Regions from separate parts of the Homo sapiens genome. Here region 1 is linked to region 2. A link is a loop called in an ENCODE intact Hi-C map of the cell type or tissue named here. Cell type or tissue: ascending aorta. All regions are shown on one strand. Links, peaks and the distances in the headings refer to the core of each region. The heading gives the core; the rest is flanking DNA. Region 1 has its middle 31 kb from the start of CD44-DT. Region 2 overlaps SLC1A2 (solute carrier family 1 member 2).

The links. Peaks named below come from ENCODE experiments on the same cell type or tissue, not always from the same donor. Only the 100,000 strongest peaks of a DNase experiment are listed, where the experiment ranks them.
Region 1: it touches region 2 in a loop (4-fold over the local background); 3 of 110 quality-filtered maps call a loop at or near these places.

The regions. Positions count from the first base shown.
Region 1 is chr11:35,098,818-35,115,648 of GRCh38, forward strand. No RefSeq gene overlaps it. Among named protein-coding and RNA genes, the nearest start is that of CD44-DT, 31 kb to the right of the region's middle. In ascending aorta, for the core only: no CTCF peak of the experiment used is centred there; a DNase peak (open chromatin) is centred at 6,684; H3K27ac peaks cover 2,698 bases.
Region 2 is chr11:35,384,809-35,389,808 of GRCh38, forward strand. All of the region lies in intron 1 of SLC1A2 (solute carrier family 1 member 2), which reads right to left. Among named protein-coding and RNA genes, the nearest start is that of SLC1A2-AS2, 32 kb to the right of the region's middle. In ascending aorta, for the core only: no CTCF peak of the experiment used is centred there; no DNase peak of the experiment used is centred there; H3K27ac peaks cover 2,191 bases.

The DNA of each region.
Region 1 (16,831 bases), core at 4,571-9,570, 280 kb before region 2:
GGAGTCCATTCTAGGTAGCTCAGGCAGAACAAGAATTTAAGGGCAACCGTGGATCTTCTAGGAAATCTAAAGCATTGGGTTCCCCACGTAGTGGAAACATGATGAAGCCAGTCCCCAGGGGCTGCCCCAGCAAATGTCCAGTGGTGTTGGCCTTGGACACAAACACCCCAGCCTGCCCCAGACAGAGGTGCTTGCTCTGATCCCACTGGGGACTGGATACAGAGGCTCTGCTACTGCTGCGTGTGGCTTTGTCACAGTGCTGCCCAAACAGATTTCTCAAGGCTCCTTCCTCATATTGCTTTTGACCGAATTGAAGTCGTTAGTGGTTGTATCTGCATGGTACTGCCTAAGACCCAGCCTATAGCCCAACTACAAGAGAGGATGGAATAGTAAATTCCAATTTCTACTTTATGAAGGCAGGGCTCACAATGTAGGACATTTTCCCAATACAGAAAAGACTTTGAATACACACTTAGTGGTCATAAACATTATATATCTTAACATTCTTTTTAAACCACCTATCTGCAAGTAAAGTGAATGTTTTGGAAACATACACCCTGTTTTTCTAAGCTTTGTGTATCTTTCATAATCTGTGTAATCCCAAGGGTACATGCACTGCAGTTTGAAAATCCAGGCCCTAGGCCCTCCAGAGGCATTGTCCGTTTTCATGGAATGTACTAGAGATGAGTCATCCTCAGAAAGAGAGTACAGTTTCCATCTCCTAAGAGTGGAGGCACATTCAAAGCAATTTGAATAATCCCAGGTATGAAATTATCATATTAGGCTCACGAAACTGATGCCCTTTAATGGCTTTAGAATCACCAGTCCCACTATGAACACACATCTCCTAATGCTTACACCAATGTCGGTTTCCATGTCTTCGTCCCACCTTTTCCCAGGGCAGGCTTAGTTCCTATCTAGTCAGAGGAATTCAGGTTCATTCAGCACATTTCATGTCCAGTTTTGTTTACAGTAAAGGATCAAGCCTCTCTTCTGTCATGGCTAATAATTCCCGTTAGAAATAGAAGCCACTGGGAAAAAGTCACGAAAAAGCCAGCACTCTTTTCTGGGAACTTCAACTTTTCTTATTTACATGACCTGAAGTTTCATCATCTTCATTAGCAGAAAGCCCCAAGTCTGTAATTGAATCTTTGAGAGAAGCAATACAATTCAAATTTCCCTGTGGCTTGAAGGTAGTGGGATTGGCACTGTGGAGGTTAACATTCTCTCTGCAAACTACAGGATGACATTCTCCTAACAGCACAGCCCTGTCATTGTTTGGGAAACAATTCTCCAGGGAGTGGACTGTAAAACCACTGGCCAAATTTCAAGTATGTCCGTGCAGAATGAGAGTTATTTTTCCAGTTGGTCACTAGAAATAGAGCCCAGGCAAGGGCCTGAAGAATGGAAAGTATGGTTCATAGCAGTTTTTTATTCTAAAAATAGAATGATACTCACGTCTGTAATCCCAGGACTTTGGGAGGCCAAGGCGGGCGGATCACCTGAGGTCGGGAGTTCAAGACCAGCCTGACCAAAATGGAGAAACCCCGTCTCTACTAAAAATACAAAACTAGCCGAGCATGGTGGCACATGCCTGTAATCCCAGCTACTCGGGAGGCTGAGGCAGGAGAATGGCTTGAACCTGGGAGGCAGAGGTTGCAGTGAGCTGAGATCGCACAATTGCATTCCAGCCTGGGCAACAACAGTAAAGCTCCATCTCAAAAAAAAAAAAAAAAAAAAAATTAAAGATAGCTTTGCTGTGCAAGAGACAAGATTTTAGGGCTCTAGCCCAGGGGTGAGAGGAAGGCTGTCCTGGTCAGCAAGGCAGCAGGGTCTTAATCTGCTGAGACACCACTTCCCTGCTTCAGTAGGAGCCTCATCTCTTGAAATCTGACTTCAGGACACTGAGCATAGCCCTCTTGCTGCCCAGCCCGCTATATTCCACAGGAAGGGTAAGACCCTTCCATCTCTCACCATGCTGCCCAGACCAGTGTGTTAGGTTGCCAAAGCTTGCGTTGGGACAGACCTGGGGTCATTAATACTACTTGTATTAGCTCCAAGAATAACCAATATTTTGGAAGAGGTAATACATAAATACTTAAGGTGGTGACAGATATATTTGCTGGATGGACAGGATGTGGGCCCATACAGTCTCACATGAATTTGAAACATGACTTGTGTTTCCCCGAGAGGACATGAGTCTGGGTGGCAAAGGTGGGGTGCAGTAGACAGCCATAAATCATGTTTCACTGGCCCCCTTGCTATTCATACTTCAATTCTTCTCAAAGTGTCACTCGAGTATTTCTGAGCATTCTTAGGGGTATGTCAAATATGCTCCTAAATAAGCCCTTGCCATTTCCATTTGGTGCCTGCCATTTTCCTCTTGTGCACCTCTGGCCCCTCAGTGGAGTCTCATGGCCATGATTCTTTAGCTGGCAACCACTGGGAGAACCCTCATACCCATGGCTTCCTCTGTGCACTCAAGGCTCAGCTCCATGACAATGGGAAATCTTCACTGCTCAGATTTTTCTCACAGCTTGTCTTTCCCTAGAACTCTCACATTGAGTCCACGTGGCACTGGACCCAATATTGACATAGTCATGATGTCACCATCCTGGATCCAAAATCATCCCGTCCTTCACACAACAAATGCTTTGTCATCTGGGCACGCTTCTCTGCTGAAATTCTCTCCTTAGAGTTCCAGTCCCAATCTGATGACTTATGGTGGGCAAAGCATTTAACCTCTCTGGGTTTCAATTTACTTATTTATAAAATAGGGGATGTGAGCTAGATATCTTCTAGAGTCTCTTCTATTCCAGGGTTTGCTGACCCCTTGGAAGCATGGTGCTTTATCAAGCAATACACAAGAAGATATATTAGGTACTTCCATGTATCAAGCACTAGCTAGGTGCTCTGTAAATGGAAAATTGCTATTTTCTTTCATCTTTCTGACAAGAACCCGGCCTCTCTGGTCATCACTTTGCTTAAAACCCTCCAGTGACTTCTTGTCATATTTTGGAAAGAATCCAGGCTGAGTGGCATCCTACCTCAGTGCTATCACCTCATTCTTCTCTCATTTTTTATTTCATATACTCCAGATGGCTAGTCTTCTTTCTGACCCTGGAATGTGCTGAGCCCCTTCACACCAGGGCTTCTGCAAGTGTTCATTGTCCTACCTGAGATGCTCATCTCCCAGGTAACCCATGACTAACCTCTCACCATTCGGGTCCCCAAGGTTCCTTGCTTGACATCTGCCCCACTTTCAGCCAGCTTGCTCTGTCTCAAAGGTTGGCAAATTGTTGTCTTGGGTCAAATCTATTCTCATTTATTTACACATTTTCTATGGCTACTTTTGGGCTACAACAGCAGAGTTGAGTTCCATGTATGAGTGGCCGCAAGAGAGATGGATGGCCCACAAAGCTGAAAATATTTACCATCTGGCCTTTACAGGGAAAGTTTAAGAATCCCTGCCTATCCCATAGCATCTTTTATTCACACTGCTTATCAGTATCAGAATTGCTAAATCAATCTGCTTCTTTCTGCCTTATTTTTCTCCCCCACTAGAATGTAAGTGCCTGCAAGTTGAAGGTCTCATCTATCTTGATCCCAGTGCTTTTGTTAGTTCTTAGCACAGCACCTGACACAGAGCCAATAAATAACGGTAAGCTGGATGGATTTAGGTCTGTTTCCTTTTGCACTGTTGAAGCAATAACAAAATTCAGTGCAAATCCTAAAATAAACTCCACCATCTCCATGGTTCTTTCTACACCCCCGTGACCAACTGTCAAGCTTCTCTCTGTTCCCACCTTCATCTCATTGTGTCCTCTTCTGATTCTGCTCTGACACCCCCAGATACCAGTGTCTTCTTGCCCTTTACTCTTTATACTTTTCTAATTAGCTCTTGGCCCTCCATGGCACCAGCAGCCCTCCAGGGAGCAGCTCTTGGCTAGAAAGCCAATCAAAGGGCAACAGCGCATTCCTCTATGGTATTTCCAGGTAGGACTTGGAAGTCTGGTGGACTCAAACTCAGACACATATTTGAGGGAGCTTCATACTTTCCTAAGTGGGCCTTTCTACTTGAGACCACTTGAAAAATGAATTCAGATTCTCAGAGAATGGAACCCCAGGGCCGGGAGAAGTTTGAATCTAAGAAGCTCTGGCTATCAGATATGGGGGAGCTCCTAGGAATCATCTAACACCTCTCAAACTTCCCCATCAAAACTGGCCTAGTAGCAGATAACAGTGACATATTTCCCTAGGAGGGAATGGGGTTGATACATAAACTATACTACTCTAACTTCATTTTATTTCAATAATCCATGAGAACATTGTATTCTATCTCATAATATATTTTTAAAGAAATAATGAACCTTTTCCATTAAAATGTGTGGCTATGGCAACCACACATCTACAATCTTTGAGGAAAAATCACAGTCTACCTCTATCCTTAGCACACTCTTGCCTAGGCCCATATACCCACTGGTACTGAGACAGCTTGGAAAGCAGGAAATTTAATCCAGTGTATCCTTTAACAGATGAGGATACTGAAGGCCCAACAGAGATGGCAATAGAAATGAAGCTCCTTACCTTTAGGAGAACTCCATTCCTACTTCTTGGGAGGATAAATTAGTCTGTGGTAAGATTAGAAGTGTTGTTGAACAGTCTCTGTCTGCCCTCCAGACACAGCTGCCACCCTGCCCATCTGCTCTGTGGCCCTGCAGGCTGATATCTGAGTACTGCATCACCAACCTTCCATGCCCTCTGACTTCTGGTTGGATTTGACCAATGGCAAGCAAGGGAGGGAATTGGAAGGCAGGATGAGAGTGTGGTCAGGGTATTTGTTTCCCCAGCTCCCTTCCCACCAGACCTCATGTTGGCAATGGCTGTGCTCTTCTACCAAAGCAGGCGGACCCTACAGCTAGAGATCTACTAGGTTCTGGGAACCACTCCACGCTCTAATTCTCCTCAGACTTAGGAGTGCCGTGGCTTCCTCATTTGTCAACCCCGGCGTTCTTTACTATCCCAGCCATACATTTGTAACTAATGCCATCATTAGGCTCTCCTAATCCCTTTTATCAAAGAATCATTTGTTTCCTGCCAGGACACTTACAGTAAATGGTACTGGAAGTAGCCCAGAGAACACCCCTCAAAATGGGATTCTGAGGTTGGATTGCTCACACATTCATTAAGCACACATAAGCACACTGTATCTTGTGGTATGGGGAGGGGCATTTGTTATAGTGGTTTGCAGTAGGCTTACGATTACTTAAATCATCACTCATTTTGGCATGGGATGGTGTGGAATATGCATGAAGGGCATTATGTTTTGAGATCAGGAGCCATGGGTCTTTAGTCAATCTGGTGACAATGATGATTGCAAAAATTATGGTGTGAGCTTGTTACCTCTGAAAACCCTACAGAATATTCATAGAGAAAAGAACAAATGAAAAGTTTTAAATATGCAACTGAGAATACAAATAGAATATCAGAAAGCCTCTGTGGTCTGAATGACGCAAGTAACCTGGGTAAGATGATGGCCCAGACTCCCGTGACACTTACTCCTTTGCCTTGAAAGCATGTCTATGGTTCATGAGAAGTTTCTGATGACAATGACAGACCAGTTTATACATGGGTCTACGAGGTGTTCTGGAACCAACCAGAAGTACTGGCCACTACCTACAGACCTACTCGGGGTGGCCCTAAAAAATAGTGGTAGTGGTGAATCTTCCAGGTGGGTAGAACTTTCGGAAGTCCAAGGACATGGAAAGAACAGAATTGGAAGATTGGTGACAAGGAGGTCTGGGGAGAAGTCTGTATATGGATCCCTGGGAATAGATACTAAGTGTAAAGATGACTGTGTCCTATGTACATACCTACCTACTGAGGGCATTTACTGCAGATAATGCACCAAGTAATCAGATGGACAAGATGATCTGTCTAAGAGATGTCAGTCTCTCTTTTAGATAACTGTGTGCGTATTCCATGTGCAAAGTGCTCATGCCAGCAAAAATGGATGGTATTTATGCATGTAGATAACAAAAAGACACACCCTTACCAAGGCTTATCAGGCTATCCTCATTGCTAAGACTGCTGTGCTACAAAAAAGAAGCCAGTATAAGCCTCTAATGTGGCACCATTCCCCAAGGGATCAGCTAACTACCTGGTGGCAAGATGATTTCATCGGATCCCTCCTATTATGGAGAAGGCAAGGTTTTTGTCTTCATAGGAAAATATATCTACGTCACTTGCAGAATTTGCTTTCCTTACCCACAATGCTTCTAACAGCACTATCTTTTGGGGGCTGTATTGAGGGCTTTATCTATTGCCATAATATTCCACACAACATTGGTGCCAAGCAAGGAGCTCATTTTATAACAACAACAAAAGTGTAGCATGGGGCTCATGACTGCAGAATTCCCTGGTGTTTCCATTGATCCTCTCATCTATAGGGAGCTGGTTTTATGTATTAGTTGTTTATTATTGCATAACAAATTACCCCAAACTTAGCATCTTAAAACAACAAACATCATCTTCCAGTTTCTGTAGGTCAGGCATCTGACCTCTAACTCAGGGTCTCTCACAAGGCTGCAAACATTGGCTAGGGCTGTAGTGATCTCAATACTTGACTAAGGGAGTGGGCACTCCCAAGCTCACTCATGTGGCTGTTGGCAGGCCTCAGGTCCTCTCTGGCTGCTGGCTGGAGATATCAGTCTGTTGCCATGTAGACCTCCCCAGAGAGCAACACACACCAGAGCAACTGGATTCTATCAGAGCAAGCAAGCAGGAGAGTCAGAGAGAGCAGCAAGTCAGAAGCCAGAGTCTTTTTGTAACTTAATCTCTGAAAGTGACATCCCTTCATTTTTGCCTTATTCTATTCATTAGAAGCAAGTCACTAGGTCCAGCCCACATTCAAGGAGAGGTAAATACACAAGGGCAAGGACACCTGAAAGCAAGGATCACTGGGAGCCACTTTAGAGGCTACCTATCACCCTAGAAATAAAAGCACAATAGCCTGCTAAAGCCTCAGCTATGCTTCTGGCAGGCAACACCCTGTGAGGTTTGGGTGCTACCCTACAGTCTGCAGTATATGGCTAACAGCCAACATGTGGTACCATCTCCTGTATCCAGAGAATGCACAAGTCTGGAAAACCAGGGGTAGAGGTAAAAGTGTCCCCTCTCACTATTTTAAGAAATGACCAACTTAAAAATTGTTGCCTCTGTTTCCTGTGTCCTTTGGTTCAATGGGTTTGAAGGACCTAATGCCCAGGGATAGAATGCTTCCTCTAGAGACCACAGCCATGGTTCTAATAAATTACAAGCTGAGCCTACTTCTGGCCATTATGAGCACCTATCCTTGAACCAATAGAAAAGAGAGTCTCTATATTACCAAGGAAGAATTTGGGTGCTGCTGCGCAATGGAAGCAAGGACTATGTTACAAATTTGGAAGATTTCAAACATAAAAGACCAGAGGTGCATTCTGGTAGTGTTGTCTTGTAATCCCGATCATTTGGAAAACTACAGCTTCCGAATTAAGAGAGTACCACCCAGGACTCATATCCTGTGGCCATGAAAGTTTGGGTCACAACAGGTAAAGGACCATATTCAACCAGGGTGCTGGCAGAAGGTATGGAGAGCATAGAATGGGTAGTAGAAGAAGGAAAGTATGGTTATAACCTTAATCCCAATGACTAGGCACAGAAACAGGGTCTGTAGAAGCCATATTTTATGTTAATTATATCTTTGCCTATGTTTCCTCCCACTACCTTCTAAGAAGAGCACAGGTGGTGATTAAAGTTTTAGATTGCAGGTGACAATGTGACTGAACTCACCCTGACATGATACAGTGTTTGAGGGACTTTATGGAGGCCAAAAGGCAAAAGAGATGGGCTAGGATGAAGAGTTACTATCTGCTCTTCCCAATCTACTCTCTGCCCTTCTCGGTCTTCCTCTGGGCCCTGGGAGACTGGTCTCTGCAGACCACATCAACGAGATGTTTTCACTTCTGGTTTCTGAGAGGAACTGGCAGGATATCAGAGGGTAGAAGGAGATATATAGGGTTATTTATTCCTCAGGTTCAGCTGCAGATTGTCAGTGATTGAGCTGCTCTGCCAAAAGTTGATTTTCTGTGTCTTAGTTTGGGTTCTTTTGAAAGCAGTGCAACTTGAGTGTTGGAGGTTGACTCAGGGAGCAGAAAGAAGAAAGAAAAGCCAATGGAGTGTTTATAAATGATCTGGTTATTGTTGTGGGCAATTGGGGTGCAGTGACTTTGGGGGCTCCCTGAGGAATTACGAGCATGTGCCCCAGAATGATTTCCACAGAGGCTGATGGGCTCCGGGCATTTATCCACTCACTTCCACCACCTACCTATTGAGTTTGCGCCTGGAGACATATATTCCACGAATTTCTCCATTGTAACTGTGCTGGCTAAGTGGCCTTCTGAACCTTTGGAAAAAGCCCCAAGGAGCACAATTAAGAAAGACCTTGAACAATCTATCTTTGCTCTTGAGGTGGGACTCAGGTAAAGTGTGTGCAACTGTCCACCCTGTGGTGCTAAAGTCAGGCGGACTGATGGTATATGTTGTGGTACATCACCAGCACCTTCTTGCCCTCTGTCAGATGCAGGACTCCTGGGTTTGCTTCTTCTCTTTGCTGTTTCAGACATAATCATAACAGATCCTGTCCTTACTAGTCCCAGGGTATTTCATTATCTCTTTTTTGCTTCCTCTAAGGAGGTCTATACTTTTGTAATAGCTCCTCTTAACTCTCTCTTCAATCATCCTTTGGATCTGTTTTGTGCTAAAACTCTGATAGATAAGACTAGTGAAATTTCAAAAGTGAACATATAATGAGCTAAAATCCAGATAGCTAGTCTAGACAAGGTCTACTGTTTCTACCCAGTATCCACATACTAGTTTCTTATTAAAATGTTCAAAGCTACACAATCAATTTTTTTGGACTCCCCAAGATGCAGAGACTTTGAGAAAGCACTTTTCATGCCAAGGAAACACTGGCTCCTTTGGGGCTAACATGTAAATTTATTATTTTTTAAATGTCTGTAATATGGTATGGCTGTGTCCCCATCCAAATCTCATCTTAAATTGTAATCCTCATAATTCCCACGTGTCAAGGGAAGCATCTAGTAGGAGGTGATTGGACCGTGGGGGTGGTTTCCCCCATGCTGCTTTTGTGATAGTGAGTGAGTTCTCACAAGATCTGATGGTTTTGTAAGTGTTTGACAGTTTCTCCTTCAAACACTCCCCCTCTCTCCTGTTGCCATGGAGGATGTGTCTGCTTCCCCTTTGACCATGATTGTAAGTTTCCTGAGGCCTCCTCAGCCATATGTAACTGTGAGTCAATTAAAACACCTTTCCTTTATAAATTACCCAGTCTCAGGTATTTCTTTATAGCAGTGTGAAAATAGAATTTTTTAAGGAAATGAAAATTATATAATGTTTACTTTCCTCAAACTAGCAAAATGGACATCTGTCATTCTGTTTCACTGCCCAGCATCTAAACCCTCTTGTTATATTTGGAGAATTTCCCACCTATGTCTCTTGGTCAGAGAGTGATATGGTTTGGCTGTGTCTTTACCCAAATCTCATCTTGAATTTAGTTTCCATAATCCCCACATGTCATGGGAGGGACCCAGTGGGAGGTAATTGAATCATGTGGCTGGTTACCCCCATGGCTCTGTTCTCATGATAGTGAGTGAGTTCTCATGAGGTCTGATGGTTTCATAAGAGGCTTTTCCCCCTTTTATTTGGCACTTCTTGCTGCTGCCATGTGAAGAAGGACGTGTTTGCTTCCCCTTCTGCCATGATTGTAAGTTTCCTGAGGCTCCCCAGCCATGTTGAACTGTGAGTCAATTAAAACTTTTTCCTTTATAAATTACCCAGTCTTGGATATGCCTTTAATAACAGTGTAAGAACAGACTGGGAAAAGTAAATTGGTACTGGGTAGTGGGGTGCTGCTGTGAAGGTACTTGAAAACATGGAAGTGGCTTTGGAACTGGGTAACAGGCAGAGGTTGGAACAGTTCAGAGGTCCCCAAAGAAGAAAGGAAAATATGGGAAAGTTTGGAACTTGTAGAGACTTAGAGGGATCATAAGACAGGAAGATGTGAGAAAGTTTGGAACTTCCTAGATACTTGTTGAATGACTTTGACCAAAATGCTGATAGTGATATGGACAATAAAGTGCAGGCTGAGTTGCTCTTAGATGGAGATGAGGAACTTATTGGGCACTGGAGTAAAGGCCACTCTTGCTATGCAGAGACTGGCAGCCTTTTGCTCCTGCCCTAGAGGTCTGTAGAAATTTGAACTTGAGAGAGATGATTTGGAGTATCTGGCAGAAGACATTTCTAAGCAGCAAAGCATTCAAGAGGAAGTAGAGCATGAAAATTTGGAAACTTCACAGCCTGATGGGATGCAATAGAAAAGAAAACCCCATTTTTCTGGGGAGAAATTTGAACTGGCTGCAGAAATTTGCATAAGTATTGAGGAGCCAAATGTTAATCACTAGGACAATGGGGAAAATACCTCCAGGGCATATCAGAGACCCACCCATCACAGGCCTGGAGGCCTGGGAGGGAAAATGATTTTGTGGATCAGGACCATGGCCCCCCTGCTCTATGTAGCCCCAGGACATGGGACCCTGTGTCCCAGCTGCTTCGACTCCAGCAGTGCCTAAAAGGAGCCAACGAACAGCTCTGGCCTTCCTTCAGAAGGCGTAAGCTCCAAGCTTTGGTGGCTTACACATGGTGATGGGCCTGTAGGTACACAGAATTCAAGAACTGAGGCTGGGGTGCCTCTGCCTAGATTTCAGAGGATGTATGGAAATGCCTCTATTTACAGAAGAGGGAGAGGATTCCAGATACCTGTTAATGTGGACAGTAGAACTCCCCTCACTAAAGGACAGAAATAAAGAAAGATTACATGATGCCATGTTTGTACAAGGTGCTCAATAAGTATTTGCTTCCACATGTCAGCTGAAACCCAATATTAGCTATATCTGCTGGAATCAGAGCTCAAAGTGTTCTTTCATTTATGGATTCAAGAAAAGCACAGAGCAGCTAATGTTTTCCAGAAACTGTGGTGCTCTGGGGCATGCAACAGCAATCATGCAGAATGTATAGTCCCCCATGGGCTGAGCTTGCAGTTGGTGGGGAGTACCTACAAGTAACTGGCTCTTAAAATGCTGTGTGGTAAGTCCTTTGATGTGGGGGTAGAGGTGAGAAAGGCACTGACCCAATCTTTGGAAGAAATGATATACTGGTTATAATTGTGCTTGTCTATAATAGTAAACTCTACTCACCCCCTACCCCCTGAATGTCCCCCACAAAATAGTGACCTTAACAATGAGAGATTATATGCTTCCAGAAGTAGGTGATCCATGCTTATATGGCAGCTCAAAAATGCCATCAGGGCCTTTGCTCGGTCATCCTTAGCATATGGTTCTTGTCCTCATAGTGGCAAGATGGCTCCTAAAGTTCCAGGAATCAATTCTACATTCCAGGCAGGAACAAGAGGAAGAACAAATGGCAAAACACTAGATGAACCTGTCAGAGGTTTTCCAGAATCTCAACCTAATGTTTTATTTCTTTGGCTACACCTGTGTCCCATGGCTGCTCTGGATCCAAGGGTGCTGAGAAATAAAGCTTTTGGCTCTAAACTTTGACAACTCAGACAAAACTGGATTTCTGTTAATCAGGAAGGCAAAATGGCTACTGCAGAAGCAATTATAATTCTTTGCCTCATGGGTCAGAACAGAAGGAAGAAGTGAGCACTGAGTTCCTAGGCACCTTGCTTTTGTCCGCTGGGGTCCCTTTTGCCACTCTGGACCAAGTCTCACTCTGGCCTTGTAGGTGATCACAAGGCTGGAACAGGGAAGGGGGACTTGATGAAACCTGAAGATGACTTCCTCCCACCCCTGCCGTTTCACGCAGAATCACCTCCAAACATGCTAGGAAGGCATGCTCTGCACTGGCATGCAACAGTGACCCCGACAAAGCAGCCCCCACCTCCAGAGAAGTCACATTTAGTGAAGATAACTAACCAACCATTCTCAGTTAAGACATTTTGATATTTTTTTCATATCATATTCATTCCTCCAAGCCAACAGTAGGGAAAGTAAGTGTCTCATTATACAGATAAGGAACTGGAAGCCCAGAGAGAGTTGAAACTTGTGTAGTTCACACTACTGGTCAAGACTGGAATAGGATTTGCTTCCCACTTCAGTGCTTTCTCCTCTCCAGAATCCTTTCTGCTCCCCAACCCCTACCCCAAGCCTCACTCTGGTGAGAGAAAGAACTGGAAGAGAAGGTGCTGTGGTCCCAGGCATTACAGCAACTGAACATATTCTGAACCAGGAGGCCTGATTAGTAGCCACTGCTCTGTTCTCATCATATTCTTGCAAGAGGAAGTGGTGGTGGTTTTCCCCGCAATCAGGAAGGAATTCCATCATTCATCTGCTAAGGCAGCACCTCCCTGAAATAATCTCTTCTCCCAGTCAGGCCTAGCTGGCTCCTTTCCCTCTGCAGCAGGATTGGGAAGGTTGGCCTTATTATGGTCCCTCCTTGCTCTTGATTCCTGTGGGGCCTTCTTGACTGCCAGTAGCACATTGGCTTGGTTCAGGGTGGAGTTGCTCTGAACTACTTTAGGAAGGAGAGGCCCTGGCCTTGTCCCTGGCACTTTCCCTTTCCCTTCATTCCCTCCCAGCTGTGGCATTCACAGAGTTTCCCTCCTCCAGCCCAGTCCTGGGCAGCAATAGCCTTCATGTTAGATGCCAAAAGGAGCATTCATCCTTCCCCCATGGGCTGGCACTGGGGCACTAAGCTTGGGCACCAAGGCGGGGCCTCATGGAGGCTCATGGAGGGGGCTGTGTGAATGGGGTGTGCTGTGTCATGCCTTTCCGCCACTGTTTCTGCTCCTACCTGCCTCCAAGGCCTGCATATGACTCAGGAGTCAGTTCAAGTTTATCTCCCTTGGCAGATCTTCCCTGCTCCCTGCCCACTCCACCACCACATCCTCTCCAGAGCTGGAAGATCCCTTCCCACATCCCACAGGTCTCAGAGCACTTAACCCCTGGTTCCAGTGGACACATCTGTTTCTGTCTTTCACCTCCCTCCTTTTGACTGTGAGATCCTTGCATTCTCACAGTGCCTTGGCACTTAGTAAACCCTCAGTACATATTGGGTGAATCCAGGATGCGCCCTGGTGCAGAACACTACAGGAGCATGTAGAGAAAGCTTTTATCACATTCCTGAGGTACCTTAAGGTGAGGTACCTGTAGAGAGGGACAGAAATCCTAATAGCACATTTTTGTTGAGTATTTGATAGTTGCCAAGCACTAGTATGGCTTTTTGCATACTTTGCGTATTTGCTCACTAAGTCTTCACCACAACCCTACAAGGTAGGCGCTGTCTCCACTTTGCCCATGAGAAAACAGAGGCTAAGAAAGGTTAAGTAACTTGCTCAAGATCCCACAGTAGGACAAGATAGAGGGATTTCGACCTCACAGCTCAAGCTCTTAACCCTCTGCCATGCATGTTGTGTCCTTAGTACCACCTCCCCGCCCTCCCAGCCACACAGGAGCTTGTAGCACAGGCGAGACATTCTCAAGTGGATCAATTAGACGAAAAAGCAAGACAGAGCCTGCCCCAACACTTAACACTCAATTATTGCCCAAATGCTAATGTACAGAAGAAATAATGAGGACTGGACTGGAGGGAGAGCCAGAAACGGCTTCCACAGAAAGGTGTGCCTCATCCAGCCTGAGAGACATGGAGGAGCAGGACCAGCAGGTGATGGGGGCGGGGGGCGGGGGGCGGAGGGGGGTGAGCAACCCGTTTCAGGTTTCTTCCAAAAAGACGTGTGCAGGAGGCTAGCTGAACTTAGCCACAGTTTCAGAGATGCATAGAAATGAAACTACTGGAAGCATTTGGCTTCAGTTAAACTTGGGGCCGAGCAGAGCCAAGACCAGCACACCTGGCTGAGGAGCATGGGCTGTCTGATGGCCATCTCACCAAGATGGTATGGGAGCAGTGACTGGGAGGAGACCCAAAGCCAAGGTGGGAAGGTGTCACCAGCTTCCTGACCACATAAGGAGAAAGGTAGCTCCTGTTTATCCATCAAATATTTAACTAAGAACAGGTCTTAATAAGACATTGCTTTGGTTTTGGGAGGAGGGCAGATTTGTTTGTTTGTTTGTTTTTCTCTTACCCCTGGAGAGTGAAGAAATAGAACCCATGCAAGCAGGACTTGCTGCAAAAATGTCGCCTCTCCATTCAGATGCTGCCACACTGTCGGAAATGCCACCATTAGTAAGGGATTTGAAAACTTGATCCTTCTTCATTCAAGATGAAAAAAGTTTACATAGCTATAGACCTTGACAGGTCACTAAAAAGTGTTCAGACTCCTGAAAAATGTATGAAGAATCCTCAAAACATTAAAAATAGAGTGGCCACAAGATTCAGCATCCCACCACTGCGTATATATCAAAAAATATGAAATCAGTCAGAGCTATCTGCACTCCCATGTTCATTGCGGCAGTATTCACAATAGCCAAGGTTTGGAATCAACCTGAGTATCCATGGAGACTCGTGGATGGGTTTTTAAAGTATGGTACATATACATAATGAAATACACAGCAGCCTTAAAAAAGAAGAAAATCTTTTCATTTGAAACAGCATGGATTAACCTAGATGACATTATATTAAGTGAAATAAACCAGGCTACAGAAAGACAAATGCCATATGACCTCACTCAACGTCTAATCTAAGAAAAGTGTTGAACTCATAGAAATACAAAATGAAATGGGGTTACCAGAGACTGGGGGCTGGGAGGATTGGGGAAATATTGGTCTAAGGACATGAAGTTTCAGTGAGACAACATGAATAAGTTGAAGAGATCTATTTTACAATACGGTGACTATAGTTAATAGCAATATATTGTATATTTGAAAGCTGCTGAGAGAGTAGATTTTAAGCGTTCTCACCACAAAAAGTAAGTGTGTGAGACAAAGCCTATGTTAAACAGCTTGACTTAGCCATTCCACAATGTATACAAACACCAAAACATCATGCTGTAATCATAAAGTTTACTTGTCAATTAAAAAAATAAATTTAAAAAGGGTTCCAATTCCTTATATCTGTTGAATCCTGCAGTAGGTCTATGAAGTATGCTGGGCTCTAGAATGTAGTTGTTTAAGCACCCAAGTGATGAAGCCAGACTGAGTTTGAATCCCATCTCTGACTAGCTATGAAACCCGGGGCCACCCACATAACCTCCCTGCGCCTTAGTTTTCTTTGCCCATAAGTGGGGTGATGATAGTACTTACCTCAGAGAGCTGCTATGATTAAATAAACTACTGATGTAAGTGATTGGAACAATGTCTAGCATGCAGCAAGTGATATGTAAACATTAGCAATTATCATTATCCTATTTTATAGGTGAGGTAAACTGAGGCTCAGAGAGGTGAAGTGACTTACTCCAGGTCACACCACCAGTTGATGGCAGAATGAAGATCTAACCTCTGCAATTTGGTCTTCCAACTTGAAGCCTGATGATCACAATGAGGAAGGCTCTCCCTCTTCTTCCACCCTCTCAAAGCAGTGATAATCATTGTGAAGACCCTTTCTTTTAAATATGACAAAAAAAAAAGTGCCTGGCAGAGAGGACTTAAAAAGCAGATGATGAGGCCCCAAGGAGAAGGGATAGCAATGCTTATTAACATTCTGCTCTCTGCTGGACTATTAGATGATGGGTTGGAAAACCTTTTTCTGTAAATGGCCAAACAGTAAATATTTTAGTCTTTGCGGGCCACCTGGTCTCTGTCAAAACCACTCAATTCTGCCATCGTAGTTCACAAACAACCATGAGCAATACGTAAATCAATGGGCATGACTATGTCCCAGTAACACTTTATTATGGATTCTGAAATTTGAATTAGGTAGAATTATATTTCATGTATGGTGAAATATTTCTCTTCTCTTGATTCTTTCCAGCCATTTAAAAATGAAAAAGCAATTCTGTGCTTGAGGGGCATACAAAAGCAAACAGCAAGACAGATACCAGGGGGCTGTAGTTGGCTGACCCCTGATGCAGAGGCTGAGATTAACTTAATTCTACCAGCACTGCTGAGACTCATTTTATGCATGAGTAAACTGAGGCTCAGGGGCTTCCATCACCAGCTTACAAGGCAGATTAGTGAGGAGCAGAGCTAGGATTCAGTTCCTCTTTCCATCTCCTCTGTGATGCTCTTGGACCTAGTTGTTCCTTCTGTGTTTGTCACCACTGTGTGACAAGGTTGCAAGACCCTCTGTTATAGGACGAGGGAAACCGTCCTAATGGACATGCCCCTTCAGTGTGTGATGACGGCATTTGCCATACTCAAGCCTTTTAGGGAAGCAACGTCAATCAGCTGATGTTCAGGACATGTTGCTTCAGGAAATAGCAGATCCCAGCCACACCATGGGGCAGGTGCTTCGTACTCATTTGGTACGTGGCATAGGGCAATGGTTCTGTCATTGCCCCAGCTCTGTGGTACTGGTGACAAGACTCTTGATTCTCTGGCTTGTAGTCAGAAAGAAGTTTGGGAGGTTCCCACATGGCAGATCACCTTCGTGGGATAACACAGAAAGGTGCATTGGTCTCAAGGGCTTTGGATCATACTGGACAAGCAGCAGCAAAATGAGAGAGGTGCATGCCTGAAAGATAAAACTGGGCTAGGAGGTTTCCTGAAGGGTGCGGCCTGGGACTGGGAGATTTCCTGAGGGCCAACTAGGCTTTATCTCCCTCTTCTTCACATCCCGCATCTCAGACCTCAGACTTGGC
Region 2 (5,000 bases), core at 1-5,000:
TAGAAACCCAATAATCAACCCCTCTAAAGCCTAGAGAGGTGACAGTAAGTAAGATGCTAAGGCTGGGAAGCCCATGGTCTCAGAGTCTCAGTGCAAGATGGCTTCCCTACACAATTGTGTACCCAAAAAGTAACCATCTGCCTAAATATGACACCACTTGTAGAAAGGCAGTTGGTTAAATTTCCCAGATATATGTGGTTTATACAAAGATAAACTAAAGAAGTGATAAAAATGTATGCATATGCTGACAACATCATACTATATCTGGAGAATACAATTTCTAGAGGCCCCAGAGTGACCCAGTGAGACAGTGAAATAGAAATATTCAAAAATAAAAGCTTTCCCCTCACTGCATTCTAAATTGTCATTGAGAAAGGCCAGAAAATGTCCAAGCTCAAACCATCCCTGCCCTCCCCTCCTTTTTATGAATTAGGGTAACAGATGGCTTTTTCAGTACATAGAAGAGAGGTAACAGCTGTTGATAATCTATGACAAGCACATATCAGATGGTTTTTCCATTTCATCCTCATCACAACCCTGAAAGGGAAATATTATCTCCCTTTTACCAGGTGAGCAAACTGAGGCTCAGAGAAGTTAGGCAATTTCCCCAAGGTCACACAGCTAGTCTGTCTATTTCTAAAGCCTACAGGTTTTGTAGTGTTTTGCCTCCCATTCTCCCTAAACAGAAGAACCTGCAGAGGGGTCTGGGTAGCAGTCAAATGTTCTTTCTCAGAACACCTTACAGCGACATGGTTTGGGACCTGTAAGTTATCTCAGAATACCAATTCCACAATGAGCCAGGCCGGCCATCTGCTTTTCTGACTTGATCTTTCCCCAAGATGTGCTATATCAAAGACAGGGAGCTTGGTTTTATTTTTCTCTGATTGCTTGGATTCTCCTTAGCATCTTCTAACCAATCTTATATCATCATATATTATTATAATAGTATTTTTTTCTTGAGCCTGCAGGTTCTCTGGGTGAAACTATGTGTAGAATTTGGCTCATCAAAGTTAGAAGAATTTAGACAAAGGACACAGGAGCAAGGAACACAGTGAAGCTTTAAAAATAATGACAGTTGGCCCGGCGCGGTGGCTCAAGCCTGTAATCCCAGCACTTTAGGAGGCCAAGGCGGGTGGATCACGAGGTCAGGAGATCTAGACCATCCTGGCTAACATGGTGAAACCCCGTCTCTACTAAAATACAAAAAATTAGCCGGGCATGGTGGCGGATGCCTGTAGTCCCAGCTACTCAGGAGGCTGAGGCAGGAGAATGGGGTGAACCCGGGAGGCGGAGCTTGCAGTGAGCCGAGATGGCGCCACTGCACTCCAGCCTGGGCGACAGAGCAAGACTCCATCTCAAAAAAATAAAATAAATAAAATAAAATAAAATAAAAATAATGACAGTTTTCTTTTCTCTGAACCTTAACCATGTTCCCTGCTATATTTCTTTCACACTCTCAGGTTTGTTTTTTCCATGGAATATCTAAATTCTTAGGCCTATCTTGTCTTCTCTCATTCCTCACTCTTTTATTGTGCCAGAAAAAAAAAGATGTCATTTAAAATAAATATGGTTTCCAGATACCTGTAGACGTTGACACCCTCAGTCACTGCTGTAATGAAATTCAGGGATGTCAGTGTACATCAACAATCAACTGAAGAAAGGTGCCGATGAAAAGGCATCAATATGTTACTACTCAGATGGCTATTTCAAGCATCTTCTTTTGAAAGAAATCAAAAGAACATCAATTTTTATTTTTGAAAATTCAAAAAACCCATCAGTTTAAAAGGTTGTATTTTGAAATCATAACAAATTTCAGGTGATTCAACCTTCAAGCAATATTGATATATGGTTTAGGGATAAATCATTTTAAAAGCAATAGCTAACATACTAAGGGGCTTAATGTGTGTCAGGAACTTCTTCATATAGTTCCTATGCATTTATCCTCACAACCACCCCTAAATAATGTGGTCCTACTATTAAACCCATTTTACAAACATGGAAACTGGGACTTAGAAAGCTTAAATACATTCCTTAAAATTACCTTGTCTGAGAAGCTTGGTGACTAACCTGCAGTGCTTTTTCATTTTTAAAAAAGAACAAGGGGCAAAAATTTACATCTTTTTTCCCCCTTTTTTATTTGTTGTAGAGATGGAGTCTTGCTATGTTGCCCAGGCTGGTCTTGAACTTCTAGAATCAAGCAATCCTCTTGCCTCAGCCTCCCAAAGTGCTGGGATTACAGGTATCCACCACACCCAGTAATCTGCAAAAATAGACCTTCTGACTTTCCCATCTTCTGGCACCTCCCCTCACCCCCATTCTCCTGTAGAATTGGTATATGTACTTGATCCTGGTCAATCAATCACTGAAGATGGCTGCCTTAATGTGTGGGAGAGAATTACCTAAGAAGAAATGGGTCAAATCATTCTGGGGTGGGTGGGGGAAGAAATGCCAGTTCAAGATGCTGCTTCTAGAAAAGTGACTCAGAGAGGGGCCCAGCTTTTTATGCAATCCCAAAATGCCAGAAACGTGGGGTCTCTGGCCACTGAGGAGGCTCCCATGTAAATGGCTGGCTCATTTGGGTCTTCCCCACACTGGATGAGGAGGCAAGAACATCCCCTACTTTTCCACACTGTGACCTTGCTTGCTACAGAAGCCATATTACCTTCCCCTGGAGAGTAACGGGTGTGTTTTCTGACTATGTCCCAGACAAAGCTCATTAATAATTCACTTCTGAATAAATGACAGGAAAGTATTTGGTTGCCATGGTAACAACTGCAAGGCCTATTTGTTTTTTGTTCTTTTTTAAAATAATGTCTGGGCCATTTTTTTGTGAATGTTGAATTACTGACAGAAACCATACATGTATAAGACAGAGATATGAATGGGTAGGGAAACAATATCTTAAAAATGCAGTCGGTAAGCCATTAAGCATCAGGACCTTAAAATAAGGGAACCAAAATGCCTTTCTCAGCTTCCCACTGCACCTTTCTGGAAGGAGGAGGAAGTGACAAAAAAAAACAAAAACAAACAAAATCATTTCTAGACTCAATTAGCTATGTGATGAAAACTTATTCATACCAAAAATTCATATATAAAAGCATTTTTCACACTTGAACTTTTTTCTTAATTAACATATATTCTTGCAACTAATCGTTACTACAACCTTATGAGGTCAGCGTTATCATACTCATTTTATGGATGGGGAAGCTGAGTCTTAGAGAACATGGCCTAAGCCTCATAGTCTTGAAGTGGTAGAGGCAGAATTTATACCCAAGTCTGCCTGAATCCAAAGACTGTGTTCATTCTACGTATCAACCCTCGGGGAAAGGAAGAAATGGGATCCCATTAGGGGAGTAGGGTTTACCCAGAATTTATTTCCAGAAAATAGGCCTTAAATAATTTTTACTGAAAAGAGAAAGACCCGATGAGTCATAGATTTATTTAAAATGTCTTTCATCCCATTGCTAAAGAGCAGGGAGGAAAAGTGAGTTTCATCAGTTTCACATTTTCATCTTTTACGGCACTACATACCAGATGAAACAAACTCTTTTTTATAGCATTCGAAATAATCTCAGACATGTTTGTTTTTGTTTTGTTTTGTTTTGACACAGGGTCTCACTCTGTTGCCCAGACTGGAGTACAGTGGTGTGATCACAGCTCACTGCAACCTTGACCTCCCAGGCTCAAGCCATCCTCCTGCCCCAATCTCCAAGTAGCTGGGACTACAGGTGTGTGCCTCCATGCCTGTTTAAATTTTTGTATTTTTTATAGAGACAAAGTCTCCCTATGTTGCCCAGGCTGGTCTTAAACTCTTGGACTCAAGTGATCCTCCCGCCTCGGCCTCCCAAAGTGCTGGGATTACAGGCATGAGCCACCATGCCCCACTCAGACATGTTTTTATTGAAAGATAACACCCTACCCCAGATTGTGAGCATGTAGAGCCTATGCCTCCTTCACATTTGTTTCCCAGCAGGATACACCTTCGGATGCTCAGAAAGCATGAGCAGGTGGAATTACCCTAAATGAACTAATTCAGAAGCACAAAACCAAATATCACATGTTGTCACTTATAAGTGGTAGCTAATCACTGGGTACACGTGGACATAGAGATGAAATAATAAACACCGGGGACTCCAAAAGGGGCTGGGAGTGAGGGTTGAATAATTACCTATTTGATGCGATGTTCACTATTTGGGTAACGGGTACACTAGAAGTCCAGTCCCCACCAGTATGCAATATACCCACGTAACAAACATGCACATGTACCCCTGAGTACAAAACTAATTTAATTTTTTAAAAACCTAAATATGTAGATGACCAAAAACTGAGGGAAAAAAAATATTTGTGGAAGAGTCAATAAAAGAATCAATAAGAGAATGAAGTGCTTTAAAGCAATACCTCTTTAACTTTTATTTCATATATTCAAATATTCCAAGCAAAAAAATGACTCAATGCTTAAATCACTGGGTGAATTGGCCCAGTTTCCCATTCACATGCCCAGGTAGAGAGCCCAGCAGGTGAGGAAGGAGCTCAAGGCTGAGTTCACAGAGTTCCTCATTCTCGTTCCAAAACTACTTCTCAGGTTTTTGGTCTTTTTTTTGTTTTGTTTTTAACTATTAGTATTTTCTTCTTCTTCTCCTTCTCCTTCTTCTTCTTCTTATTATTATTTTTCTTTTGGTGAGACAGAGCTTCACTCTTGTCACCCTGGCTGGAGTGCAATGGCATGATCGTGGCTCACTGCAACCTCTGCCTCCCGGGTTCAAGCGATTCTCCTGCCTCAGCCTCCGGAGTAGCTGGGATTACAGGCACGAGCCACTATGTCTGGCTAATTTTTGTATTTTTAGTAGAGACAGAGTTCACCATGTTGTCCAGGCTGGTCTTGAACTCCTGAACTCAGGTGATCCACCCATCTCAGCCTCCCAAAGTGCTGAGATTACAGGCATGAGCTACCATGCCCAGCCTCTTTTTTGTTCTTAAATTTTCTTGTAGACACCAGGTCT